Regions from separate parts of the Homo sapiens genome. Here region 2 is linked to region 1. A link is an interaction called in ENCODE POLR2A ChIA-PET data of the cell type or tissue named here. Cell type or tissue: HepG2. All regions are shown on one strand. Links, peaks and the distances in the headings refer to the core of each region. The heading gives the core; the rest is flanking DNA.

The links. Peaks named below come from ENCODE experiments on the same cell type or tissue, not always from the same donor. Only the 100,000 strongest peaks of a DNase experiment are listed, where the experiment ranks them.
Region 2: POLR2A ChIA-PET joins it to region 1 with 7 read pairs; 7 of 35 experiments call an interaction of 5 or more read pairs at or near these places.

What each region holds. Positions count from the first base shown.
Region 1 is chrX:109,713,842-109,730,333 of GRCh38, reverse strand. All of the region lies in intron 1 of ACSL4 (acyl-CoA synthetase long chain family member 4), which reads left to right. Among named protein-coding and RNA genes, the nearest start is that of ACSL4, 11 kb to the left of the region's middle. In HepG2, for the core only: no CTCF peak of the experiment used is centred there; a DNase peak (open chromatin) is centred at 5,192; H3K4me3 peaks cover 1,841 bases.
Region 2 is chrX:109,808,935-109,825,426 of GRCh38, reverse strand. No RefSeq gene overlaps it. Among named protein-coding and RNA genes, the nearest start is that of ACSL4, 84 kb to the right of the region's middle. In HepG2, for the core only: no CTCF peak of the experiment used is centred there; no DNase peak of the experiment used is centred there.

The DNA.
Region 1 (16,492 bases), core at 1,349-9,348:
AAAAGCTTTGTTTTTCCACTTCTACCATTGGCTGGTCTTATATACTCTTTCTTTCCCTTTTAACTTTTTATTTTGAGATAGTTGTAGATTCACATATAGTTGTAAGAAATAATACGCTTTATCTAATTTCCCCCAATAATAGCCTCATGCATAAGTATAGTGTAACATCACAACTACAAAATTGAAATCGATGCAATCCATCAACCTTACTCAGATTTCGTCACCTTTAATGCAGTCATTTGCATGTATGTATTTAGTTCTACATAATGTTATCACGTGTAGATTTATATAAGCACTACCACAGTCAAGATACAGAACAATTGCATCACCACAAGGATCCTTTTTGTTGTCTTTTTATAGATGTAGCCATCTCCCTTCATCCCTGACTCCTGGCAACCACTGATCTGTTTTTCATGTCTATAATTTTGTCATTTCAAAAATGCTTATATAAATGAATCACACAGTATATAACCTTTGGAGACTGACTTTACTTCACTCAGCATAATTCCTTGGAGATTAGTGCAAGGAATATACCTTTTATCAATGGCTTGTTCCTTTCCATTGCTGAGTAGTATTCCATAATATGGATTTACTGCAGTTTGTTTAACCAGTCACCTCTTGAAGGGCATCTGATGTTTCCAGGGTTTTTGTTTGTTTTACTTATTTATTTATTTATTTATTGCCTATTTTGAATAAAGCTCATATGAACAGTTGTCCACAGGATTTTGTGTGAACATAAATTTCTGAAATGCCTGAGAGTGTACTTCTTGGGTGGTATAGCACTTGCATGTTTAGTTTTCTAAGGAACTGCCAAACCATTTTCCAGAGTGGCTGTACCATTTTACATTCCCACCAGGAATGTGTGAATGCTCCTCATCCTTGACAGCATTTGGTGCTGTTACTATTTTTTATTTTAGCCATTCTCATAGGTGTGTAGTAATATATCCTCCTAGTTTTAATTTGCATTTTTCTGATCGCCAATGATGTTGATCATTTTTCCATGTGTTTATTTGCCATTCTCTGTATCTTCAGTGAAATATCAGTTCATGTCTTTTGTCCATTTTCTATTTGGATTTTTTTTTTAACCTGGTGAGTTTTAAGAGTTTTTTATTATTTTTTTGAGACGGAGTCTCGCTCTGTTGCCCAGGCTGGAGTGCAGTGGTGCAATCTCACTGCAAGCTCTGCCTCCCAGATTCACGCCATTCTCCTGCCTCAGCCTCCCAAGTATCTGGGACTACAGGCACCCGCCACCACACCTGGCTAATTTTTTTTTTTTTTTGTATTTTTAGTAGAGACAGGGTTTCACCGTGTTAGCCAGGGTGGTCTCGATCTCCTGACCTCATGATCCACCCGCCTCGGCCTCCCAAAGTGCTGGGATTACAGGCGTGAGCCACCGCCCCTGGCCTTTTTATTCTTAATACTAATCATTTGTCAGGTAGTGGTATGAAAATATGTTCTCCCAGTCTGTAGCTTGTCTTTCCAACCTCTTCACAGGGAATTTCACAGAGCAAAAGGCTTTAATTTGGATGAGGTCCAGTTTATTAATTTTTCCTCTATGGACTGTGCTTTTGGTGTCAAGAAATCTTACAAACTTTTGTTATTTAATTTGATTCCTTTCTGTTCTGTATAACATCCATTATTTCTGTAAGCTATTTGAGCATTTTCTCTTTCAACAATTTTAGAGCTCAAATATATTCTGTGAACAAGTGGCCTTAATGGCTTAGAATGTTAATACATATTCACACATGCTCTCACTATATTAAAATGGCTGCCTTAAAAATATAATGTCTACCTCACCAGGCTGTCAAATGCAACATTAAAATTTGTATTTTAAAATTAAATAGACGCATGATATGCTAAAGAGGTTTTTGGTTTCACTTTCTAAATTAAAAATATTTTGGCAAAACTGTATCATTTTCCATCAAGGATTTTGGTAAGTAATCCAAAAAACAAATTTGTGTTCTTATTTAAATGTACTTTGAAAGTCTACTTCTGCATTTTGAGTAGTGAAGTTATGATTCATGACCATGTATTTAGCAGACTTTTCTACTCACTGTTGATTATGAGAATAATGAATAAAAGATCATTGTATTTGACTGTCTAGACTGCATTTTTCCTTTTATAGCAGCTACATGACACTCATTGTAACTGTCTTTTGAAATAAATATTAGGTTCAAGGTGATGTTTACAGTTTTATATTTTGAAAAATGTATGTGCTCATATGAGAAGGAATTATAGGAAAAGGTTAGTGATTAATTTTGAGAATATTCATTTCTGTAAGGCAGTACTGAAATTATTTGTCCCTTCAGTGTTACTATATTTACTCAAATATGTGTGCAGTGAGGGAAGTAGATTGTTATTTGAAAAAGATAAAACATTGGTATAAGGCAGGGGCTGGCAAAATACTGCCTGTGGCCAAATCCTGCCCACCACCGGTTTTTGTAAATAAACTTCTCTTGGAATATAGCCACATCCATTAATTTATGTGTTTTCTGGCCGCATTCACAATACAACATCAGAGCTGAAACAGAGCCCTTATGTCCCGTGAAGCCAATTTTCTCTCTGGACCTTTACAGAAAAAGTGCTGACCCCAGAGATAAGGTAACCTTATAAATTGTTGATTACACACACACACACACACACACACACACACACACACACACACACACACACACAATTTAACAAACTACCCTGACTTTTTATACCTTCTGGTTACATTTCCAGGTGATATTGTGATTCAGGAGAGTGCATTCATTTTCTTTACTAAGTCTCCAAAGCACTGTGGTCTAGGAGCAGCAATAAGGAATGCATAGAGAGTTGAGACGGTTGATTTTGTTGTTAAGTGTGGGTTATTTAAATGTGAATGTGAATTTACATGTGTGGCAATCAGTAAGCTGCAGATAGACTTCTATGCAGTCTATGATGTCTTTTGGAGACCCTGTTGTGAGCTGTAGCGGTAATAAGAGAGCCAGGCATGGTAGTGTTTTTGCTCCTGAAACTGCTATGTGATCTTTAAGTACATAGTAGTAAGAGCCTATCAAACTGAGCTTAGACTGTTGGTTTATTATTTTGTTTGTACAACTTCCTTTTTTATAACGAAGCAGTTGACACTTTAGTTCTTTTAAGTGTTCTAAGTGTAATGTTGAAAATGGAAATTGAGTAAAGACAGGTGGCTGTGTATTTAGAAAGTAATAAGTCTCCATCTCTCATCATACACAAAAATAACTTAAGAATATATTTTAAAAATCTAAGTATATATTTTAAAAAATCTTCTGGAAAGTGTAAGACATCATAACCCAGTTAAAAAGACAAGTGATGGCCGGGCACTGCAGCTCACGCCTATAATCCCAGCACTTTGGGAGGCCAAGGTGGGAAGATTGCTTGAGCCCAGGAGTTTGAGACCAGCCTGGACAACATAGTGAGACCCTGTCTCTAAAAAAAAAACAAAAAAAACAAAACAACAACAACAACAACAAAAAACAACAAAAAAAGCCAGGCATGGTGGCATGTGCCTGTAGTCTTTGCTACTCCAGAGGCTGAAGTGGGAGGATCCCTTGAGCCTGGGAGGTCGAGGCTGCAGAGAGCTATGATTGCACCACTGCACTCTGGCCTGGGTGATAGAGCGAGACCCTGTCTCAAAAAATAAATAAATAAAATAAATAAAAATGAAAAAGCTTCTACATATGCATTAGAAGCTTTAATTGACCTCCACTTAATTGACTCACCACATTGAATAATTTTTATTTCCTTTGTAAAATACAGTGTACACTGAATACTTGGTATTAGTTGGTTGATCTCCAGTACTCCAGCGTGCTTGTTTACCTACCAGTACAGTAAATTTTTTTACTACTAAACCTGTATATGTTGGTTGTATTTGTTTTTTTGTTTGTTGGTTGGTTTGTTTGTTTTTGAGATGGAGTTTTGCTCTTGTTGCCCAGGCTGGAGTGCAATGGTGCAATCTCGGCTCACTGCAACCTCTGCCTCCTGGGTTCAAGCAATTCTCCTGCCTTAGCCTCCCGAGTAGCTGGGATTATAGGTGCCCACCACCATGCCTGGCTAATTTTTTTTGTATTTTTAGTAGAGACGGGGTTTTGCCATGTTGGCCAGGCTGGTCTTGAACTCCTGACCTCAGGTGATCCACTTGCCTCAGCCTCCCAGAATGCTGGGATTACAGGCGTGAGCCACCGTGCTAAGCCTGCTTGTATTTGTTTTTAAAAGGTAATTTGTTTAATATGTTGTAACCTGACAATATATGAGTGGGGGAGATTGGAGTTCTTTTTACTGAAAATTTACAAATGAAATAATATGATGTCTGGGATTTGCTTAACATTATACAAGGGGTGAGGGATGGAGGTGGGTTGTGGGTAGTATGGAAGAAACACAATTCAGCACATATGAATAACTGTTGAAGCTGGGTGATGGTTACATTAGATTCATTATGATGAAACAAATTGTTTTGAGAAGAGTTAATGAAAACAAGTTGCAAAAAAAAATACTGTCCGCTTAAATGTGGGTAAGATGACTATACAAGATACGTGGAAAAAATATAAAAATCTAAAAGAGTTTTATTTTATTTTATTTTATTTTATTTTTTGAGATGGAGTCTCGCTCTTTTGCCCAGGCTGGAGTGCAGTGGCGTGATCTCGGCTCACTGTAAGCTCCACCTCCCGGGTTCACGCCATTCTCCTGACTACAGGCGCCCTCCACCACACCTGGCTAATTTTTTTGTATTTTTAGTAGAGACAGGGTTTCACCGTGTTAGCCAGGATGGTCTCGATCTCCTGACCTCGTGATCCGCCCGCCTTGGCCTCCCAGAGTGCTGGGGTTATAGGTGTGAGCCACCGCACCAGCCATCTAAAAGGGTTTTATACTCACATTACTTGTCAAATGTAAAATCAATGGGCCTGGAGTTAGAGAAAAAGGTCTTGGCCTCTTGGCCCCATATAGAAAGTTTGAGGCTGGCATGGTGGCTCATGCTTGTAATCCCAACATTTTAGGGGGCCAAAGCAGGAGGATTGCTTGAAGCCAGTTCAAGACCAGCCTGAGCAACATAGCAAGACCCTGTCTCAAAAAAAAAAAAAAAAAATAGCTGGGTGTGGTGGCACACACCTGTAGTCCCCAGTCACTCAGGAGGCTGAGACAGGAGGATTGCTTGAGGCCAGGAGTTCAAGGTTGCAGTGAGTCATGATCACACCACTGCATTCCAACCTGGGAGACAGAGTGAGATCCTGTCTTTAAATAAAAAAACAAAACAAAACAAAAACAAAAAAAACCCCAGGTCAGGTACAGTGCGTCATGCCTGTAATCCCAGCACTTTGGAAGGCCAAGGCAGGCAGATCTCTTGAGGCCAGGAGTTTGAGACCAGCCTGGGCAACATGGTGAAACCCCATCTCTACAGAAAATTTTTATTATTATTATTATTGAGACGGAATCTCGCTCTGTCGCCCAGGCTGGAGTGCAGTGGCATGATCTCGGCTCACTACAACCTCCGTCTCACAGATTCAAGCGATTCTTCTGCCTCAGCCACCCGAGTAGCTGGGATTACAGGTGCCCACCACCACACCCGGCTAATTTTTGTATTTTTAGTAGAGATGAGGTTTCGCCATGTTGGCCAGGCTGGTCTCAAACTCCTGACCTCAAGTGATCTGCCTGCCTCAGCTTCCCAAAGTGCTGAGACTACAGGCGTGAGCCACCACGCCTAGCCCAAAAAATACAAAAATTTAGTTGGGCATGGTGCCATGTGCCTATGGTTCCAACTACTGGGGAAGCTGAGGTGGGAGGATTGCTTGAGCCCAGTAGGTGGAGGTTGTAGTGAACTATGATCACTCACGTCATTGCATTCCACCCTGGGTGACAGAGTGAGACCTTGTCTCAAAAAAACAAAAACAAAAATTAGCCAGGCATGGTGATGCACAACTGTAGTCCCAGATACTTGGGAGGCTGTGGCAGGAGGATAGCTTGTGCCCGGGAGGCAGAGGTTGCAGCGATCCAAGGTCACTCCACTGCATTCCAGCCTGGGCATCAGAGCAAAACCCTGTCTCAGAAACAAACAAAAAAACAAAAAAGCCCCCCAAAAATAAATAAACCAAAACCACACACACACAAAGTTTGTTGAATGAGTATATATATACCACTGATGAAAGGAAGGTGAAATGTTTGCCATACATATTTTTATGATCGTTTACCTGAAATTAACCTTTTAAATTACATAACCAATTGTTCTAAATCACATTAGATAAAAGGGTTTCTACTGCATAATATCCATAATATATAAAGAGCTCCTAAAGATCAATAAGAGAAAGGTACCCACTACAAAAAGCAAAAAGTGGCAGAAGATTATACATGGGCATTTCCCAGGAAAAGAAGTACTGGTGAATAAAAAAGAAAAGATGTTCAAATTGACTCTGGTTATTAGGGAAATGTAAACCGTTTTTCACCAGACAGATTGGCAAGAACTTAATATCCACTTTTAACAAATAGGCATTTGCATACACTGTTAATGAGAGTTCACATGTATAACTCTTTGCTGAAGAATACCAAAATCATCTCATTTTTAAATGTGCATACATTTTGACCCAATAGTTTTATTAGAAAACAATTCTAGGGAAATATTACATGTGTATAAAACTATGTATAAGGTTTCGCTGCAGTGAAACTGTTTGTAACTGTGAAAATTTGGCAGTATCCTAAATATCCATCAGTAGGGAATGATTTAAATAATGGTAAGTTATACTGTGGAATACCATTGAGTTATTAAATAAAAAAAGAAGAAAAGCCTCTTGGTTAGACATATATATACACTGACATAGGAGTTCCAAAGTATGCTGTTAAGCAGGGGAAGAGAGGGGGAGGGAGTCAAAGAACAGTTGTATACCATAATTCCACTTATCTAAAAATAAACCCTTATCATGTGTATGGGTAATACAAAACAATCTGATTGATACACATCAAGAGTAATTATCCCTAGAGGAAAAGAGAGTGGTGTTAGAGGAGGGCAGTATAGTTTTACTTTTTCTCTGTACAATTCTATATTATATATTATAATTTACAATTACAATTTTGATAGTAGGTATGCAGATTACTATTATAGCAAAATACAATTACTATTTTGATAGTAGGTATGCAGATTACTAATATTAAACATTTGCACACTGGAGGATGCTTATAATAGGATTCCTTCATTCTACAACAACACTCTACTGTAAATGTAATTAATGCCTTGTACTGAACACTCAGGTTTTTAAAAAAATGATGTTTTCTGCTATCGATGAAGTATTGGTATTTTCTAAATTTTTGACACCAAAAATATAAGTATAAAAAAGAATAAAAACAGTAATTTCATACCCAGAAACATCCATTGTCAACTTTTTGGTATATATGCTTGTGCTTATATGTATGGACACTTGCATGCACATGTGCACACATATATCACCTTTCTACAAAAATGGGTTTTTACTGTACATACTGATTTGTAACTTGCTTGTTTAACTCGACACTATATTGTGAGCATCTTGCAGCATCAGTAACTCCGAGTAAGTGAAAAAGACATCTGGTGGGAAAAGGCCAACATCGTGCCATGTAAATACAGTGTTTTAGTTAAAATAACTGGTTTCTAGGACAAACCAGAATTAAAAAAAAAAAAAAGTCATGGTCACCAAAGTAAATAACCAAGGAATTTTAAAGTCTTTAATGTTGAGTCAGTTCAGTTCTGTTTTGAATTTAACTATGAACATGTTATTTACAGTGTAGTTATCAATGATGATGTAAAAGTGCAATATATTAAAATATCATTAGGAAGCTTTTTTTGGGTGGAGTTTGATTTTAGCGAAGAATTAAACACTGAACCTGAATGGTTATTTTTGTTCAAAGAAAAACCAACTGCTGTGGCTAGTTTTTGGTAGAGGTGTGTGTAGTTGTATTCTTTTGCAACTTATAAAAGTAAAGAAAATCTAGGTATCTGTGGCAACATAACCTTTTTCTATGATATCTCAGTTTGTAGTTTATCAAATTGATTATTAGGAGAACTGTGTCAGAGAATTAAGTTTGATTTGGGCAAGTATGTGTGTATGCTACTTTCTCTTGTCATCTAGAAGTATTTGTTAAACAAATTTGCTGAAGACCCATTATAATTTCCTCTGGGTTTATGCTGTAGGACTTAGAGGTGAAAATATCTTACTTTTGTTGAAGGGTTTTTGTTACTTACTATTTTCCATGAATTCAACAGTGCATTTTACAAAACAAGATTCTACCTGGTAGACAATGGTGTTAATGTGAAGGCCCAACATAGCTATACTCAGGTTTTTATTATGATGATTGAAACAGTGTCCCTATTCTCCAAAGCCATTTAGGCCTTTTTGGAATTGATTTCACAGTACAGAGGATTTTAGGTGCTATCAAGTTAGCAGATTTTAAAGGGAATCAGGATAGAGTTTCTCTATTTCTCACTTAGTTAATGAGAGGGCATGTGAGATTGAACTTTTACAGAGGCATTGAAAATGTTAATGGTGGATTCTTGTGGTAGTTATGAGGTTAATGGAGTGGGGAGGTATGGTGAAATAACTGTTTCTTCTTTTTTCTTTTCTTTTCTTTTTTGTTTTTTTTTTTGACGGAGTCTTACTCTGTCACCCAGGCTGGAGTGCAGTGGCAGGATCTCGCCTCACTGCAACCTCTGCCTCCCAGGTTCAAGCGATTCTCCTGCCTCAGCCTCCCGAGTAGCTGGAACTACAGGCATGCACTACCACGCCTGGCTAATTTTTGTATTTTTAGTAGAGATGGGGTTTCACCATGTTGGCCCGGCTGGTCTCGAACTTCTGACCTCAGGTGATCCGCCTGCCTTGGTCTCCCAGAGTGCTGGGATTATAGGCATGAGCCACCACGCCTGGCCCCTGTTTTTTCTTAGGTATTCTGTTTTATTACCTTTAATGTGGACTTTAAGTATTTTAATACTATAAATAATGATAGGGTTTTGTACGACCAACTCTCCTGGGGAATACCTGAATGATGTTTTATCAAAGAAAACCTGGAGAAATAGGCAGAGCTGCCCTGCTAAGATGGTGAAAATTCACTGTGCTTCAGGATATGTTAGTAATTTCTGCTTTCCAGATGAACTGAAAACTGAAAACTCCCTCAGTCAGGAGACAGGAACTTGGTGAATGAGCATAAAATTCAGTCATGGTTTTGAGAAGAAAAAGAAGAACTAGCACTAATACCACATGGGATGAATCCAAGTAAAAGATCTATGTTCCACATGACGACTGAAAGTTGAGAAGCAGCTTCAAAGAACAGTTGAAAAATCACAACTTTACTGAAGGGTAGAACTCGGCAGAAATAGCTGTAGCAATTGTTAGATGAATATGTTTCAGACAAACAGAGCAGAAAAGAGAAGAGAAGGCCTAGGATAATGATATTTCTTCACCTGGAACCATGGAAACTTTCCCGATTTGGTCAACAGTCAATTGCAAGGTTAGTCTAGGACGGTTTAAAGTCTTTAGTGGAATATTTCGGGTTCAGAAAGTGTCAGCAAGCAAAGCAAAGACCCATTTTGGAAGGCATTGGGGTCCCTTCTGTACCTAGACAATTCCTTATAGGAGTAGGTTAGAATTTCTGTGAAGCAAGTTGTTTTTCTATAACCTGGAAACTACAAAAGGCAGGGCTCAGGCACACTGTATTGGTGAATTATAGCAACCTGTAGATGGGAAGCTGTGTAGTTTTTTTATTTCTTCAAGTAGAAATGTGAGTATTAGCACATTCATTCAAATAGAGTTACATGTTATAAATTTTTAAGCAAAATAACTGACCTAAGTATGTTATACAGCTCAAATTTCCCCCCAGAAAATTTTGGACTGTTTTACTAAGATTTTAGTTTTTAGTGTCAAGTATTAAGGCCAGGATTTTTATGTGGAAGCAGGTTTTTAAAAATTTATATACACATTGACTTAATTTTAACATCCTCTTGATCATCAAGAGATTAAGTATTTAAATGTTTGTAGGAAAGTAGCTTTTTTTTTTTTGAGTCTCGCTCTGTTGCCTAGGCTGGAGTGCAGTGGCGTGATCTCGGCTCACTGCAATCTCTGCCTCCTGGGTTCAAGTGATTCTCCTGCCTCAGCCTCCCGAGTAGCTGGGATTACAGGCCTGTGCCACCACGCCCAGCTAATTTTTGTATTTTTAGTAGAATTACTAAAAATTACTAAAATTACATGTTGGCCAGGCTGGTCACAAACTCCTGACCTCAAGTGATCTACCTGCCTTGGCCTTCCAAAGTGCTGGGATTACAAGCCTGTGCCACCATGCCTGGCCAGGAAACTAGCTTTTTTGTTTTTGTTTGTTTGTTTGTTTTTTGTGAGATGGAGTTTTGCTCTTGTTGCCCAGGCTGGAGTGCAATGGCACGATCTCAGCTCATCTCAACCTCCGCCTCCCGGGTTCAAGCGATTCTCTTGCCTCAGCCTCCTTAGTAGCTGGGATTACAGGCATGAGCCGTCATGCCTGGCTAATTTTCTATTTTTAGTAGAGACAGGGTTTCTCCATGTTGGTCAGGCTGGTCTCGAACTCCCGAACTCCCGACCTCAGGTGATCCACCCACGTCAGCCTCCCAAAGTGCTGGGATTACAGGCGTGAGCCACCACGCCCGGCGGAAAGTAGCTTTTTAAAGGAAACATTCCCCCAAAGAATTGACTTCATTATAGGTGGTATCCCTTAAAATACAGACTGTTTCAGAAGAGGCAGCAGCAGAATGAAAACTTTCATGGTGAATTCCCCACCTTCTATTTTATTCCTGTTTTGAAATGGAGTTCCCCAACATCACCATTACAGCTCAGCCATATCTTTGCATTTCTTTGTGGACTTAGTTAGAACTGAATGATTGATGATTTTCAGCGCGAGGAGTACAAAATAGGGGAGTTGATACTTGCATCAGCCCTGCTAGCTGCCTTGAATCCTAGCTCAGTAGGGGTCACTCTTAAGCTGCCATAGGCATAACAACTTCTACATAGGTGGCACTTCTGGCACTTTGGAGAACATTCTAGTGGTGGGATAGTTCCCTAACCCCTGTCTTATCTCTGTGGTACCCTGCATCTATGCCATTTTTGTTTGGTTACATAAAATGTTTCTGTGGAGTGATTGGCCTATGATTGCATTGATAACATTTAGTAAAACAGAAGATTTGTTCCTAACACGTTTTACAGAGCTGATCTTTTTATTGAAAAATCCCTAACCCTAAAGACCACAGTTTTTTGTTTGTTTATTTTGTTTGTTAGCCTCATAGGGATAAAGTGCTTCCTTATAATCTTGTTTCCAATTGTCTTCAACTGAGGAAGAGGAAGTCTGTTGACTGTCTCCCTGCACCCCCTCTGATTGAAGGATCACCTTGCTTAGGGCACTGCCAGCTTAAAAGTGGAGGTGGATGCCATACTAGGACATTACCAAAGATGAGGAGGAGTGGCAGTGAACTTAGAGTCTATAGCCAGAGTGTACATTGAATTTTAAAAACCAATAATCTGAGATCTAGTCTGTACTTAAGAGACATATTTAAACAACAAATTGTAGACTATGGGATTTCTTTTCTTTCTTTTTTTTTTTTTTTTTTTCTTGAGACAGGGTTTCACTTCTTTCACCCAAGTGCAATGGTGTGACCTCGGCTCACTGCAACCTCCACCTTCTGGGCTCAAGCAATCCTCCCACATAAGCATCCTAAGTACTGGGACCACAAGCTCATGCCACCATGCCCAGTTAATTTTTGTATTTTTTGTAGAGACAGGGTTTTGCCATGTTGCTCAGGCAGGTCTCCAACTTGTGAGCTCAAGCAGTTTGCCTGCCTCAGTCTCCCAAAATGTTGGGATTACATGAGTAAGCCACTGCGCCTGGCTGACTATGGGATTTCTTAAGCTAAGTAGTATATTGAAAAGTCTGCAGTGTTTCATTTGATGATCAGTCTCCAGTGAAAATCTGCAAAATTGAGTCAAAACTGAATTTGTCTTTCAAAGTTGGGATTATTGTTATATAACACTTTCATGGTACTTAATGACTTCAGTGAGATGTAAGTAACACATTTTGAAGCAGCTCACTTCGGTTGAAAGAATTATTTTTCAACCTGGAGTTGATTTCTTCAATTTCGCATCATTCCTAGCAAATTGTAACATTAAGGTCATATTATTTGTCCAGTCTTTTCTAAATGCTGTAACGTTTTGTCATGAAATCATGGGAAAATGTTACTTTTGCATTGTGAGGAGTGAGTAGGAATTTGTTTAGGACAGAAAACCAAATCTTAGAATTGTGGACTTTGCTTATGACTTCTACCTCTTTAGTTAAAATCAAAGTTGCGCAGTTACCTGTTTGAGTTGCATAAAACAGTTCTGTGGGATGATCCTCTCAACCATGGTTATCCAGCCTTTTGGCTTCCCTGGACCATGTTGGAAGAAGAATTGTCTTGGGCTACACATAAAATATGCTAACACTAATGATAACTCATGAGCTTAAAAAAAAAAATTAAAGGTGTATACATAATTTTCACGATATCTACCACCAGAGATAAGCAAAAATGTCCTCGCATTCAAAGGGTTGGACACGGCTGTGAGTATAAACTATTGGAAATTGTGTTGAGTTTGATTTTTGGCCAGGGTTAGGGCCATGTCCTGCTATTGCCAGACCATTTTTTTCCCTTGCTCTTACCGGCACTGCCCCATTGCTGCAGAAAGACCAGGATGCTGTCTGGGCTTGGCACAAGGCTCTGAACCTCAATGTCATTCCCTTCTACTTTCAGGCATTAGCAGCCCTGAAAACCATAAGATGGGGCTGTTAAAAGCATTTTGAAATTAATCTTTTCTTGTTCTTTTTTTTTGTTTTGAGATGGAGTTTTGTTCTTGTCACCCAGGCTGGAGTGCAATGGCGCTATCTGGGCTCACTGCAACCTCCATCTCCTGAGTTCAAGCAATTCTCCTGCCTCAGCCTCCCTAGTAGGTGGGATTACAGGTGCCCGCCACCTTGCCCAGGTAATTTTTTGTATTTTTAGTAGAGACGGGGTTTCACCATGTTGGTCAGGTTGGTCTTGAACTACTGACCTTAGGTGATCCGTCCGCCTCGGCCTCCCAAAGTGCTGAGATTACAGGTGTGAGCCAATCTTTTCTTATTCTTAAAAAAAAATCAGGCTTGTAAGACGCGGTCACATAGCCATCAATCAGAGTTAAAGATGTATGGTAAGAGAGAACAGGTTTGTTTTCAAAACTGTCCTCTGTGTTGGCCTTAGTTTTGCCTTTGATGAAAAAGCAAACTACCCTCTTATATTTTATTGCTATTCATATTGGTTGCAGATGCTTCAAGGAGGATTGAATTACTGCCTAGTTTAAAGGTGATATATCTTAAATAATCATAGAAATAGCTGCAAAAGGATATCTTAAAGGTACATTACATTGCAGATGCAACAGAAGCTAAATGCATTAGGGATACATGGGCAATATCTACTAGTAGGAAATATCAGCACTGTTAGGATTACAGCCATTTTCTTGGCTGACCTTTGTATGGGGATACATAACTCTCCTTCCTTAAATAGTATTTCATTGAGATGGGAAAAAAGACTCCTGCTCTGCTTGGGCTTTTTTAGTGCTCTGGCCCTTCTCTTTAAATCTGTTGTTAAGAGTTCTTGTTTTGGCACTATGCAAAAGTGCCTTATACTGAGGCATTTTAAGTACTTAAACAATGAAACCTCCGTTGGCTGTGTTCCACAGTGGAACTAACCCATTCCAAACTTTACACTTGCTGGAGTATTATAACCAGACAGCAGTGTTGTTTGTAACAGCTGGCTAGTCTGTAGATGAAATTGATCAAGATGTTTTAGTTTCTCAGTTGGTGCCTTTCAACTCTGCATTTTTCTTCCTCTATTCTTTCAGAACCTCACTTTCATCCTTTGGCTTTGCATACTTTTCCTTGCCCCAATATTTGAAGGAAGTTTTTAATAACATTCATTTTCAAAGCAAGCCAGGTGATACTTAAGTAGTAACAGGTATAACTGGTTAATTCCAGAGGGTAACTATTATTTTTAACTTTTAAAAAGCATATAATTGTCAGGTTGGGCAATTATTATAGGGTTGAGGATTGCCTCATGTGTGACCTTCCTTTCCTATTCTACCTACATGTCTAGTTCTCTGTGTTAGTCTTCTGTCCACTTAAAATATCAATTGAACAGTAAGCTCCACAAAGGCAGGGCATAGTATATACTTACTGAGTATTTCTTGAACAAATGCACGCACATGTACCTGTAATTACCCAGGGTTTGGGAAACTAGATTTTAAAAAATATTTTGAAGGGAAAGGGTTGTTACTGGCTATACTTAACTTTTAATTTTCTCCCTCCTTAAATCAACATGTTATTCTTCAGCAATGATGTTTACAAAACCAAATAAAATTAGAATTAACCATTTGTTTCCCACTTCAGTGAGTCCGTACCCAGTGGGGTGATGTCACTGTCATATTTAGGAGAGGCCAGATGATATAATTGCCTTTATAACTTTCTGTTACAATTTAAAAGAGCACAGTGACTTACTACCAGAAAAGCTTTGTACCATCATATTCTTGTTTATATGTAGGGACCACTTAACCAAGTGGATACTTTTGTTTAGATTTTTAAAAGTTTTAGTTTCATGTCTTCTAAACTTTAAAAATATCATCTTATTATATGATTTATTGTTTTGATCTCTCTCTATATATATATATAATTTTATTTTTTTGAGATGCAGTCGGAGTGCAGTGGCATGATCTCAGCTCACTGCAACCTCTGCCTCCTGGGTTCAAGCGATCCTCCTGCCTCAGCCTCCCAAGTATCTGGGATTACAGGTGTACACAACCATGCCTGGCTAATTTTTGTATTTTTTTGTAGAGACAGGGTTTCGCCTTCTTGACCAGGCTGGTCTCAAACTCCTGACCTCAGGCGATCCTCCCACCTCAGCCTCCCAAAATGCTGGGATTACAAGCATGAGCCACTGTGCCTGGCCTGTTTTATGATTTTAAATTACAGAAAATTTGTTTAAGATAGTTCAGAGGTCCTGTGTAATGTGCCCCCAGCTTCCCCTAATGTTAACATTTTATATAACACTAGTGTGATACTATTAACTAAACTAAGGAATTTATTTGGATTTCCCTTGTTTTTCTACCAAAATCTTTTTCTTTGGTTTCAGAATTCAAAATTATTATACATGTTTATTTTAGAAAACGTATGTATATAAAAACATAAAACAAAATACGGTGATCTTCCTACCCAGAGACAACTACTGATATTTTTAGTATATATCCCTCATTCCTGGTCTCGAACTCCTGAGCTCAAGGGATCCCCCCTACCTCAGCCTCCCAAAGTGCTAGGATTAGAGGCATGAGCCACTGCACCTCTTGCTTTTTTTATACTTAATATTAGCATTTACTTCTTTTGTGAACCTCTTGCCATGTTTGCTGTTTTTAATACATGTAGTTACATAGTCATAGGTTGCTTAATGACAGGGACATGTTCTGAGAAATGGGTTGTTAGGCAATTTCATCATTGTGAACATTATAGAGTGTACTTACAGAAACCTAGATGGTATAGCCAACTATGCACCAAGACTGTATGGTACAGCCTATTGCTCTTAGGCTACAAACCTGTACAGCATGTGACTGTATTGAATACTGTAGGCAGTTGTAACACAGTGCTCAGTATTTATGTATCTAAATATATCTAAACATAGAAAAGGTACTGTAAAAAAAAACGGTATAAAAGATGATAAAATGGTTCAGCTATATAGGGTGCTTACCATAAATGGAGCTTGCAGGACTGGAAGTTGCTCTGGGTGAGTCAGTGAATGAGTGGTGACTGACTGTGAATGCCTAAGACATTACTGTACACCACTGTCCACTTTATAAATACTGTACACTTATGCTACACTAAATTTATGAAAATATTTTTATTCAGTAATAAATTAACCTTAGCTTACTATAACCTTTTTAGTTTACAAACTTTTAAATTTTTTTGACTTTTTGATTCTTTTATAACATTTAGCTTAAAACAAACACACTGTACAGCTGTACAAAAATATTTTTTCTTTATGTCCTTATTCTAAAAGCTTTTTTATATTTTTAAAATTGATTTTTTTCTCTTTAAACTTCTGTGTTAAAACTAAGACACAGTCTCAAAACAAAAACAAAAACAAAAAACTAAGACACAATCACAAACATTAGCCGAGGCCTACAAAGGGTCAGGATCATCAGTATCGCTGTCTTTCACCTCCACATCTTGTCCCACTGGAAGGTCTTTAAGGTCAGTAACATGCATGCAGTTGTCATCTCCTATAAGAGTGTCTTCTTCTGGAATACCTCCTAAAGGACCTGCCTGAGGTGCTTCTTGAGAAGGTGTCATTCTTTTTAGAAATATTGATATGTCCATGGTGGTTTGCTAGTATTCTTGAATAATGTGCCCTGCTGTGACTTCACTAGTCTACAGGAATTTTTCATCTCCATTATATTCTTATGGGACGACTGTA
Region 2 (16,492 bases), core at 3,032-11,031, 93 kb before region 1:
TTCAGGTAGTAAGATCTCAACCATGTCAAGAAAACTTGGAACAATAAAGGCCAGGAAAGACACCTTACTATGTTAATATGGGTTACTACTGGGCAATGGGATTATACATGGCTGATGGGTTTTTCTGCTTCTTGACCCTTTTTTCGTGGAACTTTGTCTAAATTTCTACATGACCACATATCACTTTCTTATCAGCAAAGAATCTAAAATAAATTATGAGGGAACCAAGAAGAAGAAGACTTCTCCATGGTGGACTTATTGGAGGACAGTCACCCAACGTTGGAGGCGTAGAGGGGATGGGGCCTTTCTGGGTGAAGACTACCCCCGGCCCAGCAGCAGCTGCTGCATATGAGGTCCAGACACCTTTGGCTGGGTCCAAACAGCATACAGACAACTATGCTGGAAAGGAGGGGAGGGACTTCCAGTTTTCACAAACAACCTGTGGGAACAAATGAGGGGAGATGGCTTTTATTGTGCTAGAAACAACCATTGCCTGATTCTGCAGGGACGGCGCTGCTCTGGCTATTGTTGCTGCCATCTGTGAGGTTTGTTGAAAGCTTATCTGGGAAGCTTGGCTGGACAAGGTAGTTGGGCATAGTTTGAGACTAAGAAGTACATTTTTTTCTTCAGTATGTTATATTTAATTTTCACAATAACTCTCTGAGTTTGAATGGATTTTCTTATCCATACTAATAAAGGGGTTTTTTTGACTAAGAATTATATTTGTCTTTTGGCCTTTTGTATATCCTGGCTTGGAGGTCAGTTCAGTTAAAGTGAAGCCATGATGGCAACATTGAAGGGGTAGATAGATAGTCATGGAAGGCTCCGAGGGGCTCAAGTGCCCCATTTACATGTCCCAGATGTTCTAGCAGGGGCTTTGGGAGATTTTGGAGAAGTACCTACTTAAAGGTGCAGGCAGGACTTTTCTGATGCCCATTCATCTTCCTGTCCTGAGGGGTTCTGCCACCTTTGATCTCCCTCAAAGGGGACAGTAATAATCTTAGTTGGCCACATGCCTTGCTGTTAAAACCAGGGCCTTAACCAGAACAGGGACTGGGCATATGTGGGAATTGGAGAGTGGCCATATAGCCTCACTAAACCCCACTCTAAACTCAGTGAGGGGCACTCTGATATGCATCAAGCTTAGAATATGGGGAATGAAAGACTTCCAGTGGAGTGGGGCTTTGTAGGGACAGGAATAATGAATGGAGTCCATGCTTTCTTTTTTCCTGGTGAGTTCTCTCCTCCTCTATCTCCCACATTCATTGTAAACCTGATGCAAGAGAGCTAAGCAGAGCAAGGAGAGGGTCCAGGGAAAGGAGACAAAAACACACTCTTTCTTCCTGTTTCAAATCTAACCCTTTTCTTGTTTAGAAAAAAAAAAGTGCAGCTCACTGCCAGCACTCATTTAATTTTACATAAACACGCTCTTTGAGGCTGAAGCAAATCAGACTGATTTTCAATGAGAAAATAAAATATAAAAATTGTTATTGGAGTTATTTCTAAACAGAACTAATACCAGAATCATCTGAATCATCAGAATCGTCTATTTCAGAAAATTCGGTTCATGAAGTGAATCTTCGGCCAACAACTGTTCGAGAATGATGTTAACATCACACGTAGGAATGCTATGTTTTCTGGGATTTGACATTTTCGGTGATTTAGAATTATTATACTTTGTAAATGGAAATACCACTACTAAAAACAGAATGCTATTAATAGAATGATGCCTTTTGTTTCCAAAGTTGATATACTAGAGCAATGTGAAAATAATAATAAAAGTGATAGATTTCCTGGCAAAGTTTTCTTAGGGAAAACGCTGCAGCCACAAGCACCGAGGCAAATAGGAAAAGGGCTAAATCCTTCTGTCTGCCTTTCTCCCCCAAGAATATTTTAAATTTCCAAACCTGTCTACAATTTCTCCCCAAGAGAAACCATTTGCTTCCACCAACCTGCTTACCTTAGTGTCCCCCAAATATGTCATGAAGATCCCCAATTTCAGGGCTGTTCGCACATTCTCCCCTATGCCTAGCCTTTCTCTTTTGATCTATTCTCCCATTCCTGAATGCAAAGTCCCACCAGGCCTTCCCTTTAGCCCAGTGATGTATTTTCATTGCTTTATCTGGGTCTTTCTTTTTCACCTGAACCAAAGCTGTTTATTTCTTCAGGGGTTCAGTGAAATTTTGTGACAGGAAGTATTCCTGCAGGATATATATTGTTCTAAAACTGAGTCAGCTACTTGGGCGGGGGGGCCACTTCCTGTACACACGAAGTGGGTTGGGAGCCCAAGGGACTGTGCTTTAATCTCACAGCTAGGTAAAGAAATTGCTGAACATCATTTATTTCCTACGGTAAAATAAACAGGCCCTCTGCAGTGGTGGTGGTGTGGGGCTTTGAAATACAATGGCTCTTTCATGGGACCTGCCTTAAATAACAATCCTGCAGTACCCAGAGTTTACATAGTCCTCAGCTTCTCAGAAGTTCACGTGTCCCTTCATATCAAAACATGCTGTCCTTAGTGTATGATCATGACATCAATGACCCATTAGCAATAGGAATTAGAGTAGGCAGTAGGCTTGGAGTTGTTTTGCCAACAGCAGGGATGAGGCAGCTCTCAATCTTTCAGGTTCCTTGCGACCAAGGACAGCCATTTTCCAGCAAGGGTTAGGCCATGAAAAGGAGCAAAGCTAATTGATCCTTACAAAGTTCACTCATCTGGCCCTGTGCTCTAACCACCTCAACTAATCACCTCAACTAACCAGCCATACATGCTGTGCTGTCTAAAGGCTTTTATGTTCTTTAATTCATCACGTGACTCCAGGAGTGCAGACAGACTCTGGAGTCTATCTGAATTCAAAACCTGACTTTTTTTCTTAATTACTTAACCTTTTTATGCCTCAGTTTCTTCATCTATAAAATGAAAATAATAGCATCTATCTCTTAAGATTAGTTTGAGGATTAAAAGAGATAGTATGTGTCAAGTGCCTAGAGCAGTGCCTGGCAGGTATTTACTCACTTAATGTTGGTTCTTACTATTATTCATTCTTCCCCAATGAGAATGCCAAGAGTGGAAATATCTTGCCCTGTGGACTTTGGTTTGCCAACCAAGTGAGTGCCAACTTCTTCCCCATCTATATTTATCAAGCTAGATTCCTTGACAACCATGTAAGGCCTACCCATAGCCCTCACCCCCTGCCCATCTTGACAACATTGCTCAAGTGCATTGTATGGGTGTGTGGAGCAGACACTGCCATTGGTACTGTGAAGAAACACCAAAGAAATTTTATCTGTCCTCAATAAGCTTAACAATCATCTGGGGAGATTGGCCAAAAGGAAGGCAACTTCAACAGCATACAAACCTATCACAGTACACACAGCCCAAACCCACTGGGCCTACAAAGATGCAGGCCCAGCCCCAGAATGTGCTTTTAACCCAAAGCTGGGAAAGTTACCACAAAATGTCCAGGAGATATCTTATAAGACATTCCTGGTTTGTAAAAGAAATTTTTTTGGTTGGTTTCCTGACAACGTAAGAAAAATTTACATCCATTAATCACCCAGAATTGTGCTGGGTACTGTGGGAATAGATTATATATCTATCTACTATCTATCTATCTTATTTAAGATGGGTACTGAGCCCTCAAAGGGTTTCCAATCTAGCAGAATCTTTGAAATATTTTTTAGAATAGTGCAATAAAAGGACAAACATTATATGATTCCACTTATATAAGGTACCTACAATAGTTAAATTCACAGAGACAGAAAGTAGAATAGGTTACCAGCAATTGGGGGAGGAGGCCTGGGGAGTTATTCTTTTTTTTTTTTCTTTTTTTTTAGATGGAGTTTCGCTCTCTCACCCAGGCTGGAGTGAAGTGGCGTGATCTCTGCTCACTGCAACCTCCGCCCCCTAGGTTCAAGCAATTCTCCTTCTCCAGCCTCCTGAGTAGCTGAGATTACAGGCGCCTGCCACCACGCCCGGCTAATTTTTGTGTTTATAGTAGAGACAGGGTTTCACCATGTTGACCAGGCTGGTCCTGAACTCTTGACCTCAGGTGATCCACCCACCTCGGCCTCCCAAAGTGCTAGCATTACAGGTGTGAGCCACCGCGCCCGGCCGGGAGTTATTCTTTAATAGGTACAGAGTTTCTGTTTGAGATGATGAAAAAGTTCTGGAGATAGACAGTGGCGATGGTTGTAAAACATGAATGTGTTTAATGCCATTGAATTGTACACCTAAAAATGGTTAAGTTGGTAAATTTTATGCTATGCATATTTTACTACAATCTAAAAAAAATAATGCACAACAGTTTTTAAAAATCTTCATGTGCTAAATTATGCAGCCCATGCTGAAAGTGACTTGTAGCTATAATGAACTCACAATTTAAAAAAAGCTCAAGGAGGGCTGGAGTAACTAAGGAACGTTTTATAGAGAAGGCAAGTTATGGCCAGTGCTGTAATTCCAGCACTTTGGGAAGCTGAGATAGGAATTCTAGCTGCTTGGGTGGGGTGGGGCCTTATTACAGATGGACCTGAGCAGCAGGCAGACACTTGAGTTGGAAACCTTGGGCACTAGGGGTTCATTGTAGTGTTTTTTTGTTTGTTTTTTGTTTTTTTTTTTCAGACAGAGTTTCACTCTTGTTGCCCAGGCTAGAGTGCAATGGCACGATCTTGGCTCACTGCACCCTCCGCCTCCCAGGTTCAAGCGATTCTCCTGCCTCAGCCTCCCAAGTAGCTAGGACTACAGGCGCCTGCCACCACACCCAGATGATTTTTGTATTTTTAGTAGAGGCGAGGTTTCACCATGTTGGCCAAGCTGGTCTTGAACTCCTGACCTCAGGTGATCCACCCTCCTCGGCCTCCCAAAGTGCTGGGATTACAGGCGTGAGCCACCGCGCCTGGCCCATTGCAGTGTTTTAAAATTTAGTTTTTTTTACTGCTGATATCTGAGCAACGTCTGTGTACTTAATTCTAATAAGCCAATGAGTCTGGTTTTGATAATATACAATAATTATGTAAGATGCCACCACTGGGGAAATCTGGGCAATGGGTACAAGGGACATCTCTGCATTATTTTTGCAACTTCTTACGAGTCTAGAATTATTTCAAAATTTAAAAAGTATAAAATTAATTGTTGAAAGATTAATCTGCTATCTGTGTGCATGATAGTTTGAAATAAGAAGAAATTGAGAGAAAGTCATTCCAAGTATGTATTTCCTTGCTTAAACACTTAACCACGGTTCATTCAGAAAAGAGAACAGTCCCGGGTAAACAAAACTCTCATTCCCACCGTTTAGCTAAGGAAAAGATCTTTAGTTTATTCATTTTTTGAGCCAAATGCTGTGTTGCTGGATGAGAATGTTTGGTCTTGGGAGTTTGGAATTGAGAGTGACTTTATAGGCAGTCATCTAGAGGTAGTCAGGCTCTGACCTGTTTATAAAGAGACGGAGCAATTCCATCTGCTCAGCCATTGGACCAGCTAAAATAGAGCTTATTCTCTAGGAAAACACAACGGAAGTACCTCTCAAGGTCTGTAGCCTACAAAGAGGGTATTGGGTTTGGTACAATCTTCTCCAGCTAGTGAGTGGGCATCTGGCTGAACGATATGCCCATCCTGAGTGATGGAGACTCAGAAGTCGCTCATCCAAACATCATCTGCTTGCCCAGCCAAGCCTATTCAGCATCCACAATCCACAAAGGAAAAAGCTGAACACCAATAAGTAAATGTTCTCCTGTTTCCCTTCCTTGGGCTGTTGTTTTGTTTTGTTTTGTTTTGTTTTGTTTTCAGAGAACCGATATTGGTTGGGGTAAACAGTGAGCGAAGGCACAGGAGTTAGAAGTCATCCTTCCAAGTCATCTCTCTTATCAGGTAGCTAGTCCATCTTCCCTGTGCTCCCTCAGGATGATTGGGACCCGTTAATGAGCCACTTGGAGTAAATTCTACAAGCTTGCTGCAGCTGGGTGCCAGGATATAGGCCAAAAGAGGAGGTGGCAGGGTGTCCAGAAGGAATTGGAAACACTTTTCCCTGTTTTTGTCTTTCACTAGCTCTTCTTAAAGTTTATACCCTTCATCCCATTCTGTCCCTTTCTTCAGCATTTCTTTCTCGGGGGACAGGGCTCCTGCTGCCCGGTGAGTTTGTTTTCTGCTTTGGATAGCAGCTGGCTCCCCTAATGCTTCTGAGACAGCTCAATTATCTTGATTGTTGCAGTTTGGGCTGCAGAATTAAACCAGCCGGTCATGAATACACAGAGGATTTATCACTTAATAGCTGAATTGCTTGGGTCATTAAGGAGTAGGAGAGAAACAGCCAAGTGATTGTTCATCCTGCAGAAATGTAACAAGAAGACGGCTGTTAGCTTCTTGTTGCATCCTTTAAGGGTCCCCTCTGTGAAAGGATGTCTTGTATTTTGCTTTTGTGATCTTTGGGGTGGGAAGCACAGTTTGGCTAGAGGTAAGGGGCATGGCAAGGTGACGGGAAAGCAGTTTTGGACTTCTGCAAGCAAGCTGTGTACTTTGGGTTTTTGCATATCCTGTCACACTAGTGTCCTCCTAAAGTTTATTCCAAAGGTATTTGCATGCCCTCCTTATAATGGTATTTGCATTCAGCTGGGCAGGTAGCTGGGTTCCAATCTTTCCCACTGCTCCTGTGTGGACTCAGTGGGAGGACAGAGTGAGTTTGCCAAGAGGACTCAAAACTTTAATGCTTGCCTTAAAAATTCAGTTCCCATCCAGCTGGTGGCTGATGAGAGACCTTGACCCTGAACTATATCAGTGTTCCTACAAAGCAGAACATTTACTCCAGAGATAAGCCATACACCAGGCAAAAAAAAAAAAAAAAGAAAGAAAGAAAGAAAGAAAGAAAGAAAATCACCTACTCTCAAACTTTGTGCTGGAGGGCAGGGATGGAACAAAGCAGCTTTTGAAAAAGGGGAGGCCGGGCGCGGTTGCTCACGCCTGTAATCCCAGCACTTTGGGAGGCTGAGGCTGGCGGATCACGAGGTCAGGAGATCGAGATCATTCTGGCTAACACGGTGAAACACCGTCTCTACAAAAAATACAAAAAATTAGCCGGGCGTGGTGGCGGGCGCCTGTAGTCCCAGCTACTCCGGAGGCCGAGGCAGGAGAATGGTGTGAACCCGGGAGGCGGAGCTTGCAGTGAGGGGAGATGGTGCCACTGCACTCCAGCCTGGGCGACAGAGCAAGACTCTGTCTCGAAAAAAAAAAAAAAAGAAAAGAAAAAAAAAGAAAAAGGGGAATTCCCTGAGCACCTCCTAGCAGCGTGACTGTGCCCTCTTCTCAGCCTGTGCCCTTTCTTCTGTGTGAGCCAGGTTTGAAAGCATACCCTTGGAGCAGGAGATGAGTGGGCATCAGAAAAGTCCTGTCTGTACCTTTATGTAGGTGCTTCTTGAAATTTCGCCAAAGGAACATATAAAAGGGGTGCTTGGGCCCTCACCCCCTGACACACACACAGAGAGCCTCCCATGAATATCTACACTTTTAATGTTGCCATCATAGCTTCATTTTAACTAAAATGACCCCAAAGCCAGGCTCTACACAAGGTGGATACAAAAATGTACTTCTTAATCTCAAACTATGCCCAACTACGTTGTCCAGCCAAGCTTCCCAGATAAGCTTACAACAAACCTCACAGATGGCAGCAACAATAGCCAGAGCAGAGCCAGCCTTGCAGAATCAGGCAATGGTTGTTTCTAGCACAAGAAAAGCCATCTCCCGTCGTTTGCCCCGCAAATTGTTTGCGAAAACTGGAAGTCCCTCCTCTCCTTCCCAGCATAGTAACTGTCTGTGTGCTATTTGGCCCCAGTCAAAGGTGCTTGGATCTCTTTTTCAGACTACCCCTAGGCTAGGGGGTAGTCTTCACCCAGAAAGGCCTTGTCCCCTCTGCACCTCCAACGTTGGGTGACTGTCCTCCAATAAGTCCACCTTGGAGAAGTCTTCTTCTTCTTCTTGGTTCCCTCATTAATTTATCTTAGATTATTTGCTGATTAGAAAGTGGTATGTGGTCATGTAGAAATTTGGACCAGTTACACAAAAGGGTCAAGAAGTAGAAAAACCTAGCAGCTATGCACGATATCCCCGTCCAGCGGTAACCAATATTAACATAATAAGGTATGTCTCTCCTGGCCTTTATTGTTCCATGTTTTCTTGACATAGTTGAGACCCTACTACCTGGAAAAGGTAGCAACCATTTTATTGCCTGCTTTTCTTCTCCTTAAGTATTTCATCCACAAGCATTTTCCGTGCCTTTAGGAATCTTTGTTACCATAATTTAAATGGAGGCATCATATTCCGTCTTATGCATGCAGTGACATTTGTTTTTTAGAACATATGATACCACAGTGCCATACCTTTCATGAACTGTAATGCTGAAAGGTCAAATAACAATAAGTGATATTGTTAGAGAGCTTCCATGCAAAGTACTCTTCTAAGTGCCTCACATGTCTTAACTCATTTAATCCTCACACAACTCTTTGAGGCAGGTTCTATTAGTATCCCCATGTGAGAGAGGGGGAACCTAAGAAGAGATGAGTGACTTACTTAGAGAAACACGGGTAGTAAGCAGCAAAGCTGGGCTTTGAACTCAGGCATTGTGGCTCTAGAGTCTGTGCTCTTAACAACTGCAAGCTGGCCAGTATCACAACTAAATGCAATCATTAAGGCAGCTTACAATCTAATATACAATATACAATAACATTTTCCAGTCAAGAGAAGGGTTTTCAGGATTCAATACACATTCTTTCTTTGGTTTATAATCCAGACTCATAATACTGTTTATCATCCATAAACAACAGACCTTTCCCAATGCTGTTAGAGAACAAATGGGAAAGAGGATACACAGAGAAAAAAGGTGATTTTGCTTTTCTGAAGTATTACCCTGTATCTGCCAATCAACTTAAAACTTAATTACAAAGAGAAATCATCCCTCAAGAGAGTAAGAGTGATAATTCTGTATAATAGGGAGAAATTTACCATTTATGTAGTGAGCTTCCCTTTCCTCAGGGTAGCATTTCAAACACCTCTCTCCCCACCAAATGTAGACAATTGCACTGAATGCTCCTTAATTCCCTTTCTTTTCTCTTCTGTACCTTAAAAACCTTCCCATGTCCCCATCCAGACATTCAACCATTTCCTTCTCTCTTCCCTGCATTTCCATCACTGAAGTACTGATGTGGGTATGGGCATTTACCAAAGTCAAAGCCTCCATCCTCTCTTGTGTGCAGAGCTCCCCACAACAACAGTCGACTTGCCTAACAAAATTCATCACAGTACATTTCCACAAGTTTTGATCCTCTGGGTATCTCTCTGAATTTCTCCGACCCTGATAGAATTTCAGGGTCTGCTCTATGCTGTTCTGCATTTGTTTCTCATCTCCCCTCTTAGGCACCCTTGTGAATTTGTTCAGCTTGGAATATATGTCTCCCAGAAATGGAGCCCCCTCAAATGAAGTCTGCAAAGGAGCTGTTGCTGAGAAAGGGGCACCAACCTGTGCCCTCACATACCAAGGAAGAACAGCCTTTGTTTCTTCCTCACTGTTCTCCAGGTGAATTCTCCAAATTTTCTGCCCCACATTCACCCTTGAACTTTCAGCAGGAGACTCTCTCTGAAAAAAAGTCTGGACTGGATCTGCTACTGTGAGTGATGCCCAAACTTGTACTGTCAGAGGCCAGGGATGAGCCAGAACACTTTTGTTCTTTCTATTCCTCCTTTTATGTCTTCTTTTCTTCCCTATCTTTTCCTCACTGTTAGCAGCAGGGGACGTCCCCTCCAGAGCTGCAGCTGAGCATGGGACACCATCCTGTGCACTCTGACACAAAGTGGGAGTTGAGATTTTATCCATCTCATCCTTGCTTTTGTGCCCCACACTGACCCCATCATTAGCAACTGGAGAAGCCTGTGCAAAAATGGTCTGTACCTGAGCTGGGACTGTGAAAGATGTCCAAGCCTGTACTCTCAGAGGCCAGGGACTAGCCACAATCTTTTTGTTCTTTTTATGTCTCCCTTTATAGCGGCTTTTCTGCCCTCTTTTAATCTCCCCATTGGCTGCCAGAGAGGCCCCCTCAAGAGAGGACTGAACTGGACTTGCTGCTGGCAGCAGGGTGCCAGCCGGTGTCTTCCAAGGCTGCAAGAGAACTGTCTTCTCCTCCTTATTATTTCCTCTTTGCTCCCTGCTTTCTTGCCCTACATTGACATTGATATTGGCAACTGGCAAAGCCCCCATAACATAAGTCTGACTCAGAACCGGGGCTGCAGAAGACGCCCGAGGCTGTAGCATCAGAGGCCAAGAAAGATACACAACCTTAATTCCTTTCTATTCCTCCTTTTATGGCTATTTTTTTTCTTTACATTTCCCCCATCATTAGCAGCAGAGGATGCCCCCTCCAATACTGGGTGAACCGGAGCCACATTTGGGCCTGAAGAACCAGCCACTGTACTTGGACGCAAAGTAGAATGAGATATTTCTTCCATCTCATCATTCTCTTTTTGACCCATGCTTTTCTGCCCATCTACCCCTTGACTGGCGATGGGCGGAGCATCTTCAAGTGGAATCTGAACTGGAGGTGCCACCCCGAGGGTACTGCTGCTGTGGCTGGATCTGTGTCACTTGCCTTAGTGGTCAGAGCCTCCATATGAGCTAAAATGTCTTTTTTCATGTTTCTCTTCCTTCTAACTTTGCTTTGTTTTTGTTTCTGGATCAGGTGGAGTGTTTACCTGGAGTGGAGAGAGCAGAAAGTAATCCAAGAGATAAATATGAGTTGTAGTCAACACAAGCAAAATGTCCTTTCTGGAAGAACAGTTATAATTAAGTATTAGATCTGAGGGCTGAAATCAGGATTAGTCTCTAAGGATACCTGAAATGAGTTAGTAAAAGTAGGAACTCAGTGCAGGTTGAGGAGGCCATAAACAAGATGAGGATGTCAGAAGCCTGTCCTCACTGGCTGCTGATTCTTTGATGTGGTGCTAAACCCTCCATAACTTTCCACAAAATTTTCCTTTCCCAGTACAGCGTATCAACTGTGGACCCTGGATGCCCTCAATATACCAATGCATGGCGCAGTTTCAATCTTCATCAGCTTTTGAAATCCGCAGTGTCTTCTTTGAAAGCAGAGGACAACAATGAAACAAACAAACAACAAAAATCCCACAAAGATATTTGGATAAATATACCCATTTTCACCTAAGGGGGATAGACCCATCACTTAATGGTCAGGTAAAGGCTTTGGCACTGTTGTTACCTTTTCATACTTCAGACTTCAGCCTCAGGAGACCAAATCACACATGAGAAAGCTATGGGTGAGCCTGTAAAATCAGAGAAAGAAAGCATCATCAAAATGAGCCTGAGAAGGTGTCTGGGATGCTACTCTGAGCAGAATCTTACCTGGCTATCCTAGAAATCTCGTGTCCACGTTTCTTCTCAAGCTCTCTCTCTTTTTGGTCCCATGTGGAGGAATTGGTATACATACAGATGACCCAGACACTACATAATTCTGTACCACAATAGCTTTAGCAATTGATGAAGAGATTCCATTTGGTTCAGTATGTTATTAACATTTAGGTCGCCTTCACTGATTTCTGATTCTTTGCAAGTTGAGAATCCTGGTGTGGGCTTGTGGGGGAGGGCTCATTCCATTAACCAGCCCAATTCTTCCTCCATGCATTCAGATAAGCAGACCTATAGACAGTTTCTATTTCCCAAATTCATAAACTGTCTGGCCCCCCCTGTGAATTCCAGTCCTTTTTTAAACTTTCCATTGTACTATATATATGCAACATAATCTTGGAATGGGCTAATTATTTACATAATCTCCTTTCTCTCTGAGCAAACATTTTTTTGTTGTTGTTGACCTTTTGACCAAAAAAAAAAAAAAAAGAGAGAGAGAGAGAATAAATCAAGATAGAATCAAACTTTCTTTCTGTAATTATGACTGACACAGAGAGCTTGATGAGGCCCCTGTGTTTTCCTTTGATAAGAAAGTGTAACCACACATCAGAACAGTGCAAGGCCTGGCATTGACCTGGCAAGTTTAGAAATGGAAAACTTGTTTTCATTTTTTAATCTGGAAAATGTTTGTATCTAGAGCAAAAATTGCATCAGTGCCTATGTGAATATGGTGTCCTCCTCAATGGATATTGGGGAGGGCTCTCTAGACCCTCTCTTGGTGTCATAAAGAGCCTAGGGCTATTTTTGCACAGGCAGTATTCTCACTCAATCCTTATTCAAGTGCTCCCAATATATGATTGTAGAAAGAGGAATCACACAGCAAAAATTACATACACTTATTATCTAGCACGATTTCTACTTTTTTCTTTTTTTTTGGAGACAGAGTCTTTCTTGGTTGCCAGGCTGGAGTGCAATGGCGCGATCTGGGCTCACTGCAACCTCCGCCTCCTGGGTTCAAGCGATTCTCCTGCTTCAGCCTCCCAAGTAGCTGAGATTACAGGCGCCCGCCACTATGCCCGGCTAATTTTTGTATTTTAGTAGAGATGGGGTTTCACCATGTTGGTTAGGCTGGTCTGGAACTCCTGACCTCAGGCGATCTATCCACCTCAGCCTCCCAAAGTGCTGAGATTACAGGCGTAAGCCACCGTGCCCAGAACACAATTTCTACTTTTTAAAAAATTTAAAATTTTTTTAATTCTACTTTAAGTTCTGGTATACATGTGCAGAATTTGCGGGTTTGTTACACACGTATACATGTGCCATGGTGGTTTGCTGCACCTATCAACCTGTCATCTAGATTTTAAGCCCTGCATGCATGAGGTATTTGTCCTAATGCTCTCCCTCCCCTTACCCCGATGTCTACTTTTTCAATGTCCTTCCTGATGCTAAGGTTGTTTTTTCATTGCTCCATGTGTAGGTTAAGGTACTTGCGGTGCTAAGGCTAGCTTAGCTCATGACAAATGCAGAGGTTATCACTAGAAGAAATCCAGCTGGCTGGCTGCCAAGAGGCCACAGAAAGTGAAATTTACCTGGTTCAGTGCAATAGGGTCCAAGGTCTGACTCCCTCACTGAGAGTGGGCGTCTGGTGGTAGATGTGTATTAACCAATCACACAGAGCCAGGTCTGTCTCTACCGTCTATCCATATCCACATCCATGTTTGTAACTATGTCTATATCTATGTGAGACACGCTGTCCCCTGGATTACACGTGGAGGATGCCTGCTTCAAGCTCCTTAGATTTTCCCTGCTGTGTTGACCCTTTTATTCATGCAGATTCATTCATTCACTCATTCAACAAATATTTACTGACACAGCTTTGTACCAAACATGCGGCTAGGTGCAAGAGAACATATAATTAGCTTTCAGGTTACTTAATTACAGTTGCATTCCATTTGGGTTTCTTGGAGATGAATACTTTAATTGGAGCTTTAAATGTTTCCAAACCTCAAGTCACACATTTAGAGGCACTCTCTTCATTGGCTGTCATAGATGGCTATGACCATTCATTGTGTAGGGTTTCTACTAGTTTAATTCTCAGAGGCCAGCTGAAGTTACCCTTTATCGAGGTTATTGTGGCCTTCATGCACTTTTTCTCCCTGGTACTGGCAATCAACCTCTCTGGCTTTTGTGTAAGAAGAGAATAACTCCTGATTCTGGTATCATTCTCTTGCTTTGTGCCATCACCAATTCCTTTCCAACTTTTCAGTAAAGGGGTAGCAACTGTTTAATGTTCATTTATGTGTGTGTTACATGAGAGTCTAATTTACATGTGCTGTAGTATAGGGATTATTTGATGTCCCTCCTTTGATAGGCAGGAACCACTGAGTATAGGCCTGATAGGCAGGGTCCTACAGGGGGCAGAGATTTGAAATCATGTCCTAAAGAGGGTTGCGCACCAGGAAAAGTAGTCTCATCATTTAGGATTCTTTCATTGCAAGTAACCAAAAAATAATAAAAACAAACTACCCAAACTGGCTTAAGCAAAACAGGCCATTTATGGTTTACTATAAGCATAAATGACTGGGGCAGATCCAACTTCCTGTGTGGCTTAATTCAGTGTGCAAATTATTTCACCAGGAACCGTCAGAAATACTTGTCTTGTGTTGGTTTTCATTTTCAGGCTCTTACTAGAGACCCCTGGTGCCTTCAATGTCACAATGCTTCATCCAGCAGTAGAAGTTGCTTCCCTGGTGGAGCAACTGGAAGTGCCTAAATTGAGTATTGTTAGTACTAATTGGTCTTCCATGGGTCACATGTCCATCACTAGATCAATTATTGTGGTCAAATAGATGGAATGTTCATACACTGAGTCTCTTCAAATTCAAGAGGGAATACCGGCAACTTGAGAGGCTGAGGTGGGAGGATCACTTGAGACCAGGGGTTTGTAACCAGTCTGGGCAACATAGCAAGACCTCCTCTCATTTAAAAAAAAAAGAAGCTAGATATGGTGGTGGACACCTGTAGTCCCAGCTACTCAGGAGGCTGAGGTGGGAGGATCGCTTGAGCCCAGGAGTTTGAGGCTGCAGTGAGCCATGATCACACCATGGACAGCAGAGCAAGACTTTGTCTCTAAAAAAAATTATTTTAATTTAAAAAATTTAAAAATTTAAGAGGGAAGCTGGAAAATGAGAATGAAAATACATAGAGATGTTTGAGAAGACAGAGAAGGTGAGAAAAGTGTCACATAGAAGTGAAGAAAGCCTAGAGCAATTCCTGAATAGTAATGTAGGCACCCACACTGATTCATCTTTTTTTTTTGAGATGGAGTCTCGCACTGTCACCCAGGCTGGAGTGCAGTGGCACGATCTCGGCTCACTGCAACCTCCACCTCCTGGGTTCAAGTGATTTTCCTGCCTCAGCCTCCTGAGTAGCTGGGACTACAGGCACACGCCACCATGCCCAGCTAATTTTTGTATTTTTAGTAGAGACGGGGTTTCACCATGTTGGCCAGGATGGTCTTGATCTCCTGACCTCATGATCCACCCGCCTCGACCTCCCAAAGTGTTGGGATTACAGGCGTAAGCCGCCACGCCCGACTGACTCATCTTTTACAATAAAGAGATAGGATTCACGTACGTGAAGTTCACTCTTTAAAAGTTGTTTTTAGTATATTCACAGAGTTGTGCATCAATCACCACTACCCAATTCCAGAGCATTTTCATCATCCCAAATAGAAACTCCTCATTTGCTCTCCTCCTCCCAGCTTCTCGTAACCACTAATTTACTTTCTGTCTATATAGATTTGCCTATTCTGGATATTTCATATTGGAACCATATAATCACATATAATTCTACAATATGTGACATTTTGTATCTGGCTTCCTTCACTTTAGCATACTGTTTGCAAAGTTTATCCATATTATAACATGTGTCAGTACTTCATTTCTTTTTATGGCCAATAAGTATTCCATTGTATGGATATATCACATTGTGCTTATCATTCATCAGGTGATAGACATTTGCATTTTTCTGTCTTTTGACTATTTTGAATGATGGGGCTATAAACATTTGTGTACAGGTTTTTGGGTGGGTATGTTTTCAATTCTCCTGAATACGTACCTAGGAGTAGAGTTGCTGGATTATATGGTAACTTAATGTTTCACCATTTGAGTAATTGCTAGGGTCTTCTGCAGGGAATACATCATTTTACATTTTACATTCCCACCAGTAAGGTGTAATTTCTCTACATCCTTGCCAACATTGTTGCTGTCTTTTTTTTATTAATGCCATCTTAGTGGGTGTGAAGTGGTACCTTACTGTAGTTTTGATGTGCATTTCCCTAATGACTAATGATGTTGAGTATTTTTTCACGTGTTATTGGTCTCTTCTGTGTCTTTTTTCTTTTTTTTTTTTGAGATGGAGTTTCGCTTTTGTTGCCCAGGCTGGAGTGCAATGGCGCCATCTCGGCTCACTGCAACCTTTGCCTCCTGGGTTCAAGCGATTCTCCTGCCTCAGCCTCCTGAGTAGCTGGGATTCCAGGCATGCGCAACCACGCCCAGCTAATTTTCTAGTAGAGATGGGGTTTCTCCATGTTGGTCAGGCTGGTCTCGAATTCCTGACCTCAGGTGACCTGACTGCCTTGGCCTCCCAAAGTGCTGGGATTACAGGCATAAGCCACTGCGCCTGGCCTCTGTGTCTTCTTATAAGAAATGTCTATTCAAATTATTTGCTCATTTAAAAAAATTGGGCATTTTGAAATTTTTTAAATTATATTTTTATTATTTAGTTGTAAGAGTTTATTATATGCTTTGGATCTAAGTCATTTATGATATATGTGAATTGCAAATATTTTCTCCCATTTTGTTGGTTGGCTTTTCACCTTCTTGATAGTGTCTTTTGAAGCACAAATATTTTTGATTTTGATGATGTTCCATTTATCTGTTTTTCTTTTGTTGTTTGTATTTTCTACGGACATAGAAAGTTGTCATATTTAAAGTTGTGCTTTCTAAGGGTATAGAAAATTGCCATAACTAAGGAATGCTGGCCTTAAAAAAAAGCAAGATTTAAGCCTATGTTTTCTTCTAAGAATTTTATAG